Linked DNA regions of Homo sapiens: region 2 is linked to region 1. Evidence: chromatin contacts called from ENCODE Hi-C or POLR2A ChIA-PET data. All regions are on one chromosome and are shown on one strand. The core of a region is the stretch at or near the end of the contact, and the rest is flanking DNA. Distances in the headings are between cores, read along the strand shown. Region 1 holds the start of OBSCN-AS1 (OBSCN antisense RNA 1). Region 2 overlaps OBSCN (obscurin, cytoskeletal calmodulin and titin-interacting RhoGEF).

Region 1 (5,656 bases), core at 815-3,314:
GGGCAAGTCTGCACTTCTGGGTCACGGTGCCAACCGGTGATGCTTCCTCAGGGCGCGGGGAGTGGGGGGGAAATAGGATGTGTGGAGGTGTTGAACTGGGTTCCTCAGGCGGCACGGTGGGGTGCACCCGGGCCTCATTCCAATCCCCACTAAGGCCATCCCCACCTACTTGCAGGTCCCCGCCGCCACCCTCATGGATCAGCCACAGTTCAGCGGGGCGCCCCGCTTTCTCACCCGGCCCAAGGCCTTCGTGGTGTCGGTGGGCAAGGACGCCACCCTCAGCTGCCAGATCGTGGGTAATCCCACGCCACAGGTGAGCTGGGAGAAGGACCAGCAGCCGGTGGCGGCCGGCGCGCGCTTCCGTCTGGCCCAGGACGGCGACCTCTACCGCCTCACTATCCTGGACCTGGCGCTGGGCGACAGTGGGCAATACGTGTGCCGCGCGCGCAATGCCATAGGCGAGGCCTTCGCTGCTGTGGGCCTGCAGGTGGACGCGGAGGCCGCGTGCGCCGAGCAGGCGCCGCACTTCCTGCTGCGGCCCACGTCCATCCGCGTGCGCGAGGGCTCAGAGGCCACCTTCCGCTGCCGCGTGGGTGGCTCCCCGAGGCCGGCAGTGAGCTGGTCCAAGGACGGGCGGCGCCTGGGTGAGCCCGACGGCCCCCGCGTGCGCGTGGAGGAGCTCGGCGAGGCAAGTGCGCTGCGCATTCGGGCGGCGCGGCCGCGCGACGGCGGCACTTACGAGGTCCGCGCCGAGAACCCGCTGGGCGCTGCCAGCGCCGCCGCGGCGCTAGTGGTGGACTCGGACGCCGCGGACACGGCCAGCCGGCCCGGGACCTCCACGGCCGCGCTCCTGGCGCACCTGCAGCGGCGGCGCGAGGCTATGCGCGCCGAGGGCGCCCCCGCCTCACCGCCCAGCACCGGCACGCGCACCTGCACGGTGACTGAAGGCAAGCACGCGCGCCTCAGCTGCTACGTGACCGGCGAGCCCAAGCCCGAGACGGTGTGGAAGAAGGACGGCCAGCTGGTGACCGAGGGCCGGCGCCACGTGGTGTACGAGGACGCGCAGGAGAACTTCGTGCTCAAGATCCTCTTCTGCAAGCAGTCGGACCGCGGCCTCTACACCTGCACGGCGTCCAACCTCGTGGGCCAGACCTACAGCTCTGTGCTGGTCGTAGTGCGCGGTGAGCTCCTGGGTGCGGGGCGCGCGGGCCCAGGCTCCTCCGCAACCCGTGCACCTGGGTCCTTTCGCCCTTGCGGTCTGCCGTTTCCCACCCGCGTCTGTCCGGTCGTGGAATCCAGGGTTGCAGGTGTCCGTTCCTGGTGCGCAAAATGCGGGCGACGCCCCACGACCTATTCTAAACACCCGCAACCCGCTTTCCCCACCCAGTCCCCTGCCCGCCCCGCCCCCTTTGCATGCCGCGCCCCCAACCCGCCACCGCTGGCCCACAGACAGGGGCGAGAGGTGTGAGAGGGGCGGGGCCGCAGGGGATCCCACCTCCTCAGCCCCGCCCTCTCCCTCCCGCTGCTCCCAACCCAACCTCCACCACTCTGCCTTCTGCTCTTCTACTCCCCCGCCCCCCAACTTCCTGTCTCCTCCCCTGCGCCCTTCCCAACCCTTAGCCCCTCTGCCTCCTGCTCGCTCCTCTCCCCAGCCCACTCCTCTACCCTGCACCCTCTCCTTTCCAGCCTCCCAGCCCCTCTGCTCCTGTCCCCTATTCCTTCCCACACCCTCACCTCTGCATCCTCCAGTCTCCTTTCCCGCCCACAATCCCCCAATTTCCCCCTTCCCACCCCGCCGTCGTCCTGCACCCTCCGGCCCCGCCCCTCTCACCAGTCTTCTCTCCTGGCAGAGCCCGCGGTTCCCTTCAAAAAGCGGCTGCAAGATCTGGAGGTGCGGGAGAAGGAGTCGGCCACGTTCCTATGTGAGGTGCCCCAGCCGTCCACTGAGGCCGCGTGGTTCAAGGAGGAGACGCGGTTGTGGGCGAGCGCCAAGTACGGCATCGAGGAGGAGGGCACCGAGCGCCGCCTGACCGTGCGCAATGTCTCGGCCGACGACGACGCGGTGTACATCTGCGAGACGCCAGAGGGCAGCCGCACGGTGGCGGAGCTCGCAGTCCAAGGCAGGCGGGGCGGGGCACGGGGCGGGGCACAGGGCGGCTTCGGGGAGGTAGCGGGGGCAAGGAGGCACCGAGAAGGGAGCCGGGGGCGGGGGAGGGGGGAGCCAGGCCGCACGGGCTGGGCGGGCACGGGGGCGGGCAGGGTGCAGACGGACTGGGCTTGCGAGGTACGAGTTGGGACTGGGGCAGGCAGGGGCGGGACTGGGGCGGGAAGGGCAGGTAAGGTGGGGGCGGAGGAGCAAGCTCGGGCCGGGCACGGGGTGGTGATTAGGGGGAAGGGGAGACGGAGTGGGCAGGGGTCTTGTGGGACCGAGCTGGGACTTGGGCCGGCGGGACAGGTAAGGGGTTGCGCGGGGGAGTGAATCGGAGGCAGTTGGGAACCGGGAGACAGGGGGCAAGCGGAGGAGCGAGTCTGGAGCGGGGCGTGCAGGGGCTGGTCTGACTGGCCCGGCTCCCTCCACCCCAGGAAACCTCCTCCGAAAGCTCCCTCGGAAGACGGCGGTGCGCGTGGGCGACACGGCTATGTTTTGCGTGGAGCTGGCGGTCCCGGTGGGCCCCGTCCACTGGCTGCGGAACCAGGAGGAAGTGGTGGCGGGGGGCCGCGTGGCCATCTCCGCGGAGGGCACGCGCCACACACTAACCATCTCCCAGTGCTGCCTGGAGGATGTGGGCCAGGTGGCCTTTATGGCTGGCGACTGCCAGACGTCCACCCAGTTCTGCGTGTCGGGTGAGGGCCTGAGGGTGCTCCCAGGATGGCATCGCTTCCCTGCTGTCTCCCTGGTCCCAGTCCCCTGCCCTCCATTACCTCAGCTCTCTGGGCTTCAGCCTGCTGTACCGAGGGCCGCCGGGCAAGACCATAGCCCTGGCCCTCCAACGTTAGGCTCCCTGAGCCCCCGCGCAGTCTTTCAGCTGCAACCAGAGAAGTGGCTGCAGGTCTGGGGCTGGAGGTTGTGGCCAGTGGTCCAGGTCCCCAGAGCAGCCCCAAGAGAGCTGGGGATCCTGTGACACCCCTCCAGGTGATTCCAGACCCAGGGCTCAGGAAGAGGCTCCCAGTAGTTGACCTCTGCCCACCCTCTACACAGCCCCCAGGAAGCCTCCCCTGCAACCCCCTGTGGATCCTGTGGTAAAGGCCAGGATGGAGAGTTCCGTGATTCTCAGCTGGTCCCCACCACCCCATGGGGAACGCCCTGTCACTATCGACGGCTACCTGGTAGAGAAGAAGAAGCTTGGCACCTACACCTGGATCAGGTGCCACGAGGCTGAATGGGTGGCTACACCTGAGCTGACCGTGGCTGATGTGGCGGAGGAGGGGAACTTCCAGTTCCGAGTGTCCGCTCTCAACAGCTTTGGTCAGAGTCCCTACCTCGAGTTCCCGGGGACTGTCCACCTGGGTAAGTGGGACCTCCCTGTTACAACCTACGGGGCTGCTCACCTGCCCCGGAATCCCCCAGGTCCAGCTTCAGGGGAGGCCAGAGTGGCCTCATGGGGACCTTCTGTGGGGAGGGGGGCTGCCAAGGCCTTGCCCTGGTGCAGTGTCCGTGGTGGGAAGGATAGGTGACCCCACTACAGGGCCCCTGGGAGCCTGCCTGTCTCCAGCAGACCCAGGGGACGGGGCTCCAGGGCTGCCCCACTCTGGTGGGGCTTGTAGGATGCTGGAGGGGTCTCAGGGCAGCTGTACCTTGTCCTTGTTCCTTCATGAGCCTGACTCATGCTATGGTCGCTCTGTGTGTTGGCTGGGCTTCCTGGAGGAGGAACATTTAGGTCTAGGCTCTGTAGGAAGAGAAGGGGAAGGCAGAGACCTCCTCAGCACTCCCCACTCCTCCTCGGCCCCTTTCTGACGCTGCCCGCCCCACAGCCCCCAAGCTGGCCGTGAGGACACCGCTGAAGGCGGTGCAGGCGGTAGAGGGTGGCGAGGTCACTTTCTCCGTGGACCTCACGGTGGCCTCAGCGGGTGAGTGGTTCCTGGATGGGCAGGCCCTGAAGGCCAGCAGTGTGTATGAGATCCACTGTGATCGCACCCGGCACACGCTCACCATCCGGGAGGTGCCCGCCAGCCTGCACGGGGCGCAGCTGAAGTTCGTGGCCAACGGCATTGAGAGCAGCATCCGGATGGAGGTCCGGGGTAGGTGGAGGGCCCCAGCTTGGGACCCTGAGCCTCATTTCTCCAGGGTGGGCGGTGTCAGGGCTCCAGGTAGGGCTGCTACAGGTCTGAGGGCCCCAGGACACCCTGTCAGCCTGCAGGTCACTGGGATGAAGCAGGCAGGGTGGTGGGCGTGTGAGGACTCACCCAGGCTGGCTGGTGGCACTGGTCCCTGGTGTCTGGGTGAGGGCCTGGGGCTGCAGGGGTCCTGCTGGGCAGAGCCTCATGTCTGTCTCCCCACTTTCCTCCTTTCCCCCTCCTGCCTCCTCTATCTTGTTAATCTTTTCCCTTCCGTTTCTTTCCTGCTTTTTTCTGTCTCTGCCATCCCATGCCTGGCTGTTCCACCTCTGTCTCCCCTGCTTCTCTGGTGTATCTGTGACCTCTGTTCTGCCATTGTCTCCCCTGCCTGCCTCTCCCTCGCTGTCCTCCTGTGCTGTTCTCCTGGGTCCCTCCCTTTATCTTTCTCTGCCCCGTGTCTGTCTCTCCTTGTCTCCCCTTCCGTCCATTCCCCTCTGTTCACCTTTCTGTGCCCCTCCGTCCATTCCCCTCTGGCCACGCATACCTGGCCCCCAGCGGCCCCAGGGCTGACTGCCAACAAGCCGCCAGCCGCAGCTGCCCGGGAGGTGCTGGCTCGGCTGCACGAGGAGGCGCAGCTGCTGGCTGAGCTGTCAGATCAGGCTGCGGCTGTGACGTGGCTGAAGGATGGTCGCACACTGTCCCCAGGCCCCAAGTATGAGGTGCAGGCATCGGCCGGGCGGCGGGTGCTCCTTGTGCGAGATGTGGCCCGGGACGATGCAGGCCTCTACGAGTGCGTCAGCCGCGGGGGCCGCATCGCCTACCAGCTCTCCGTGCAAGGTGGGAGCAGCTGGCAGCCTCTGCGGGGTTCTCTGACTTTGTGGGGAGGGTGAGGGACAGGGCAGTGGAGGCGAGCCCAGCTTGGTAGGGGGAGGGACTCCATAACTGGGTGGTTGCTCTGGTGGGCACAAGTCCCAAGGTTAGAGTCAGTAGGCCGCACTGGCTGCTTGCCCAAGCAGGGTCCCTCTAGCCTGGTGAGCCTGGGTGTCCTGTGTGGTCCCAGAAGCCGGACCAGCTCCAGCTTGTGAGCACTGTGGCCAAGTTTGTGCTCAGGGCCTCTGCAGTGCCTGACCCAGCCTGTGTCCTGCAGGCCTCGCGCGCTTTCTGCACAAGGACATGGCGGGCAGCTGTGTGGATGCCGTGGCTGGGGGCCCGGCGCAGTTTGAGTGTGAGACCTCCGAAGCCCACGTCCACGTGCACTGGTACAAGGATGGCATGGAGCTGGGCCACTCCGGTGAGCGCTTCTTGCAGGAGGATGTGGGGACGCGGCACCGGCTGGTGGCAGCCACAGTCACCAGGCAGGATGAAGGCACCTACTCCTGCC
Region 2 (5,656 bases), core at 1,490-3,989, 130 kb after region 1:
GTTTTGCAGGCTCAGCTGTGGAATCCTGGCTCACTGCTCTGTGGTGGGCCTTGGGCTCCAGCCCTTCTGGAGGCCAAGTTGATGCTGCGTGGCCCAGGGACCCCTAGGAATCTCAGAAATCTCACGGTCAGCATAGATGATCCCATGTGGCCCAGGGCTCCCAAGGAGAACAGATGCTTTTACCAGACAGGATATCCTAAGAGCCTGAGATCACCTCCCAGGAGCTGGGGGCCTCTCCCTGGGGAGCATCAATCCTCCCTTGTGCTGGAGCCATGTTGGGTTTCAGCAGCAGAGGGACACAGTTTGGCTCTGTCATCTGTCACCTTGTCTGTAATGCCAGGAACCTGCTGGGGAGGGCCAAGAGGGGACCTGGGACACCAGCCTGGGAGCCACCGTGCTGGAGCTGGGGACCCAGGCTCAGGGGTGGCTGTGGATTCCAGGGCCGTGTTGAAGGCTGAACTGGCCCGATTTGCTGATGGGGTGGCTGGCTGTGTGGAAAGAGCTTGGCATCCAGATGCTCACACAGTTGGGGCTGGACATCCACCAGGGTGGTTCCTTTTACAAAGGTGGAAGGCTGGGGAGAGGCGGGGTGATGTGCAGACAGGGCTGGGTGGGAGGAGGAAGCACCAGGCCTGGGAGGACCCTGCAGAATCGAGGTGCCTGCAGGGATGCAGGCGGAGGCGCTGAGGGGCGGTCGGAGAAATACAAGTAGGGCTCAGGAGAGGGATGTGGCCGGAAACGATGAATGGAACGTCGTCAGCTCACGGAGCGTCTGACCTGCCAGTCGATGCAGACGCAGAGTGCGTGTGGAGGGGTGAGGCCCAAGCACCCAGGCTTGAGAGCCCCCACTTCCAGAGTCTGCAGAGATGAGGGGACACGAACCCAGGGGAAGGAGCGGCCAGGGAGGTGGGGGCCCAGGAAGCCAGCCAGGGAGAAGCCAACGGGGAGTGGGCAGGGGGCGTCCAGGGCTGCCAGGGTCCCCAGAACTGTGGAATCTCCCATTCTACCCCTCACACATGTGCAAGTCAGCCTGTCACGGTTTACACACATACACATTACACACACTTGTACGCACACGTACATAGCGACACATAGATACATGCTACACACTCATGCATATGTACATACACACCATATATATGCATTACACGTGCATGTACATTAACACTATATGTGTAATATACATAGATGCACGTCACACATACAGATACTACACATACATGCATAGTATACAATACATATACACAAATACATACCACACACATGAATATGTACATAGATACACATTATACAGGTACACATATATGCACACATAGCACATGCACATGGATCATGCACAAGTGCACACTACATGCACCTATACAGCTACATAGATATATACACAGATACATGCAAACATGCACTATACACATACAGAGATGTATGCACATTACACACACAAGTACATACTTTACATATGCACACACACTTTATACACAGCTACACATGTGCATATATGCACACACTGTACACATATAAATATACATATTAGAGACCACACATATGTGCACACATAGATAATACTGCACACATATACATATGTACATAGCCACATACCATACACAATACACATGCACAGATACATGCAACACACATACATGCTACACGCAGACACCACACATGTATATTCATAAATACTACACATTCATGTGCATGCATACATACACAGTACACATATATACACATAGACCCACCATATACATAGGTACACACAGTCATATGTACTACACACATATCTGCATGTAAACATGCACAAATGGTACATATACACATATATACATGTATAGTTACTTGCACACACACACAAGACACAAGACCTGTTGGTCCAAGACAGAAATGGTTCATCACTCAACATGAGGCAGCAGCCAGGACAGGCTCTTGCCGCAGCTCTCAGGGGTGGTGTGGGAGAAACCTGCACATGCATGCGCTGCACCATGGATTTCAGGGGCTGCATCTCACCACCTCGGGTGTCTCCAGGGAGGGAGGCATCTCTGCTCCACTGTCCTGGAATGTCTCCTTGTGTGAGCGCTGCTGTCTGGAGCATCTGGGCTGGCCAACTGTGGGCCATTGTGCCCCAAGAGACCCAGCTCCACCCTACTTCCACAGGCTCCAGCCCCTGGGGGATTTTCCCACACTTGTGCCCAGCCCTCAGCCATCCTGGCTAATCTGACTGATGCTGGCTGGTATGCCGTCCTTCCGGTGTGACTCAGGCTGCATTTACTCAAGCCTCTCAGCAGGGGAGATGCCAGCCTGTGGGACTGCCCTGGACCACCCCAAGGCACCAGCCAACATGTGTGTGGCTCCCACACAGGAAGTCTTGAGAACACAGTTATTGTTTACAATTTGGGGGCTCCTACGAAGGCACACATCAGTACTGATTGATGGTACCTCCCAGATGACCCCCCAGGGGGTCACCTGGGCTGTCAGGTGAACCTCATCTGGCCTGGCTGACCGGCCTCCAAGCCCCCAGTTCAGTCCTTATAACCGAGTGCTGTCCTGGTGTTGCAGGCACCATCTGGGCACTCAGCCCTTCCTGTTCTCCCTGTCCATAGCAGCCGGGCCCGCGGGTCTGCCCATGACTGAGGACGGGGCTGGAGAGGAAGGACTCCAGGGAGTTTTGCCGGGGTGTGTGGGAGGGGCCATCCCAGTGTCCACTGGTCGGAGCTGATGAACGCAATGGCTTGGAGGGCTGCCCTGGGATACTTCTGGAGGAAGGCTTGGGTGGGTCATTAACGCCTGCTCCCTGGGGTCTTAGGAGCTCCCCTCCTGCCACCTGTCCAGACCTCTCCTCCGGGAGGTTAGGTTCAAGAGGAACAAAAGCTTTTTTATCAAAGCCTGCCAGAAGCCAGTTGAATGCCCTGAGCCCCGCTCCCTTTGGACCAGGCTGCCACCAAGGGGTGGTCATGGCAGAGCCTGGGTTTCCCTGTGGATGGAGGCCCTCCCCTGTCCCTTGCTTCCTAACCACCAGCCCAGTAGGCAGCTTGCAGGAGATAGCTCCTCTCTGGGGACAGCTGCACTTGGTGACCGGACTGCCTTCCAAAGGTCCGCAGGCCAGTAGGAGGTGGGCGCAGTCAGACCGCCATCCCCTTGCTGAGTGGCTCTTGTGGTAGATGTCATAGGACATCAAACTGCAGGGGGTGTGTGTGGCACACGTGGCTCATGTTAGCCACACGCTTTCATGGTGTGGCTGGAGACCCAAAGCAGCCTCACAGCAGGTGGCCTCCACAGAGACCCTGGAGAGGGACAGCTGGCCTAAGGGCCATGGAGAACATTCCCCTCGGCCCTCTGCAGGTTCACTAAACAATCACTTGCAAAAGGCAGACAGATAGGAGGAAAGGCAGACACACTTATTGAATGTGTAGACACTGGATCCTTCAGAATGAAGACCCAAAGACCCAGAAGAAGCTGTCCATTTTAATGCTTAGGTTCCATAAAGTATGGACAACTGTGTGGAAATAGGATTGGGCAAATAGGGTTGGATCTAGTGAGAACAGACTGAGTGGGGACACCCCGCTAGGCCTGTCTGTCTGGATTCTTCTTGGCCTTCTGAGCAGTGCCCTTTTCTTCTGGGTGAGAAGCAGGACCCTTGCTGGAATGGGGGTCTTGGATCCACAGCCAAACAAAGTAGGTCAGATCATTTCTTCATGGCCAGGTTTTACACAGAACGATGGAGAGAAAATTGGAGTCCTATTTTTAGGCTTTCTGGCTGGCTTTAGAGAAAAAGGTGTCCTGGTTTCTATGACCCACCTTGGGGAAGAGGGATTCTGTTTCTATGTCAGCCTGGGAGGAGAATGAGGGGCTAGAGACAGGAGGGGAGGAGAAGGTCAGAGATAAAATTTTGCTTCTGAGGCTGCTTGGGAAGCCCTCATTTTGGGGTCTTGTTTTCTGAGCCCCAACACTGGGTTCATAGGAGCGGTATGCCAGGATGGAGAGTGGGTTCACCATGTGTACTGTGTCTTCCTTTCCTGTAGGCTTGAGAATGTCTCTCCAGGATGTCCCCAGTCTGACATGTGATGTAGATTTCTGCATCTGTGCCCTGCCTGTGGTGGGGCTCAGCGATGTGGTGTCCTGGGGGCTCTGCACAGGAGCCTTGGCGGTCTGGCCGGGGTGTCCCCATCAGCAGCCTTGATTCACTTCATTGTTCATTGCCCCAGGAAGAGGTGTCTTTAACTTGCCAGCCTATTTAAAATTATCTCTGATCCTGGCATGGTGTCGCATGACTGTGATCCTGGCTGCTTGGCAGGCCGTAGCGGGAGGAGTCCATGCACTCCCTGCCGTGTCCCCTCTGCCTTCCCTTGGGGGAGTTTGTTGTCTCGGGGAAATTGCTTGAGCCAGGAAAGGATCTGTGGTATAGAGGGGATGGAAGGGGTCAGAGGACAATGACGGAACAAGGCACCCCTCTGTGGCTCAGCCAACCATGGAGGTAGGACCCCGTCTCTACCGCAAACACAGAGATCCTCTACTGTCACCCCCAGAAGAATGGAAGGCCAGCATGGTGGATGCAGGAGGCTGCTCCACAAGACGCCCAAGCTGTGGCCGTTCTTCCTTAGTGCAGGCTCGGTGCCCATCCTCTCCCCTCCAAACCAGCCAGACCTAGATGGGCTGAGCCCTCTCCTGCCTCTGCCCATCGTGGCTGCTGGTGGCCCTCCCCAAGCACTCAGTTCAGGCACGAGTGTCCGTGGCTGTGGTCTGAACAGGGTTAGAATCTTCCTCAGATCCAGCGCTGGCTCTGGCATTTATTGTGAAATGGCTGAACTGAGGCTGAACCAGCAAAGTCCCTGGCAGGGATTGGAGAAAGAGTGCCAACCAAGGCACTGCCCAGGTGTCTGTGTTTGAACCCACTTCTCAGTGCTCAGCATGCAACTACCTGCCTAGTTTCTCTCCTTAGCAGGGCAACAAAGTAGAGAAAGAGATCCACAGGGCCGCTTCTTCTTTCCCTTCCAGAAGGCCATGCCTCTGACAGTGTCACTTCCCTGTCCCCAAAATTGTAAACCAAAAACTGTGAAGGGCCCAAAATTTTACCCCACTTGCAATCTTGCAAGCCAGCCTGCCAGCCAGATATAGACAAAAGACACAAGACTCATGGGTCAGAGACAAAGACTTTTTACCAGCAGTGCCTCAGTGTCTCTCATCATTGCCCCCACCCGTTTCTGTGAGGAGGTGATGGAGCTAGGTGTTAGTTGCATGCAGGGGTTGTCCCATGAGAGAGAAACCGTGAATCTTAGGAGACATGGAGCTCTTTTTATGCGGCTGCTGGTATATCTGCCCATGCTTCACTCCAGAGATAGGGGGTGACTTCCTACCCTGGGATGCAGAAATGTCTCCCAGGAAAGGAATGGAAGGGTTTTGTCTCTGTTGTCCTGGAACACAGCCAGGCAGATGGGCATCTTCTGCTTCACTCTCCTTACTTTCTACTCTACTCTCTTCTTCTTCTTCTATTCTAAACCTGGCTGTGAGTGCCTTTGCTCAGAGGGCTGAAATGTGGAATCTGAATTCCAGGGAGAATTGTTTTCCCACAGCAAGATGAGGACAGAGCTGCTGGTAGCGTGGCGGCCCTGACAGGAGCTTTGGGGGAGAGAACTGGGGCCCAGGGGATGGGCTTAGTGGGGATGGGAAG

What was found. Hi-C counts contacts between places; a loop is a spot of excess contacts on that map. ChIA-PET counts read pairs that join two places held with the same protein, here RNA polymerase II (POLR2A).
Region 2: a loop to region 1 is called in a map of Calu3, with 2.7 times the contacts of the local background. The contact joins the enhancer-like site here to the promoter of OBSCN-AS1 in region 1. A Hi-C loop is called at or near these places in 1 of 168 maps with a recorded cell type or tissue (Calu3). POLR2A ChIA-PET finds 5 or more read pairs at or near these places in 1 of 52 experiments (A673).

The regions. Positions count from the first base shown.
Region 1 is chr1:228,211,591-228,217,246 of GRCh38, forward strand. OBSCN-AS1 (OBSCN antisense RNA 1) reads right to left here and starts at 2,065. Exons shown (of 2, transcript NR_073155.1): 1 at 1,832-2,065. OBSCN (obscurin, cytoskeletal calmodulin and titin-interacting RhoGEF) reads left to right here. Exons shown (of 116, transcript NM_001386125.1): 2 at 176-1,181; 3 at 1,851-2,120; 4 at 2,584-2,844; 5 at 3,200-3,508; 6 at 3,973-4,239; 7 at 4,831-5,112; 8 at 5,423-5,656. The coding sequence starts at 194. RefSeq lists a silencer at 2,152-2,201.
Region 2 is chr1:228,342,697-228,348,352 of GRCh38, forward strand. All of the region lies in intron 86 of OBSCN (obscurin, cytoskeletal calmodulin and titin-interacting RhoGEF), which reads left to right. Among named protein-coding and RNA genes, the nearest start is that of TRIM11-AS1, 49 kb to the right of the region's middle. Within about 2 kb of position 2,740, at least 3 of the 41 ENCODE cell types and tissues checked have a DNase peak (open chromatin) inside an H3K27ac peak, as active enhancers do.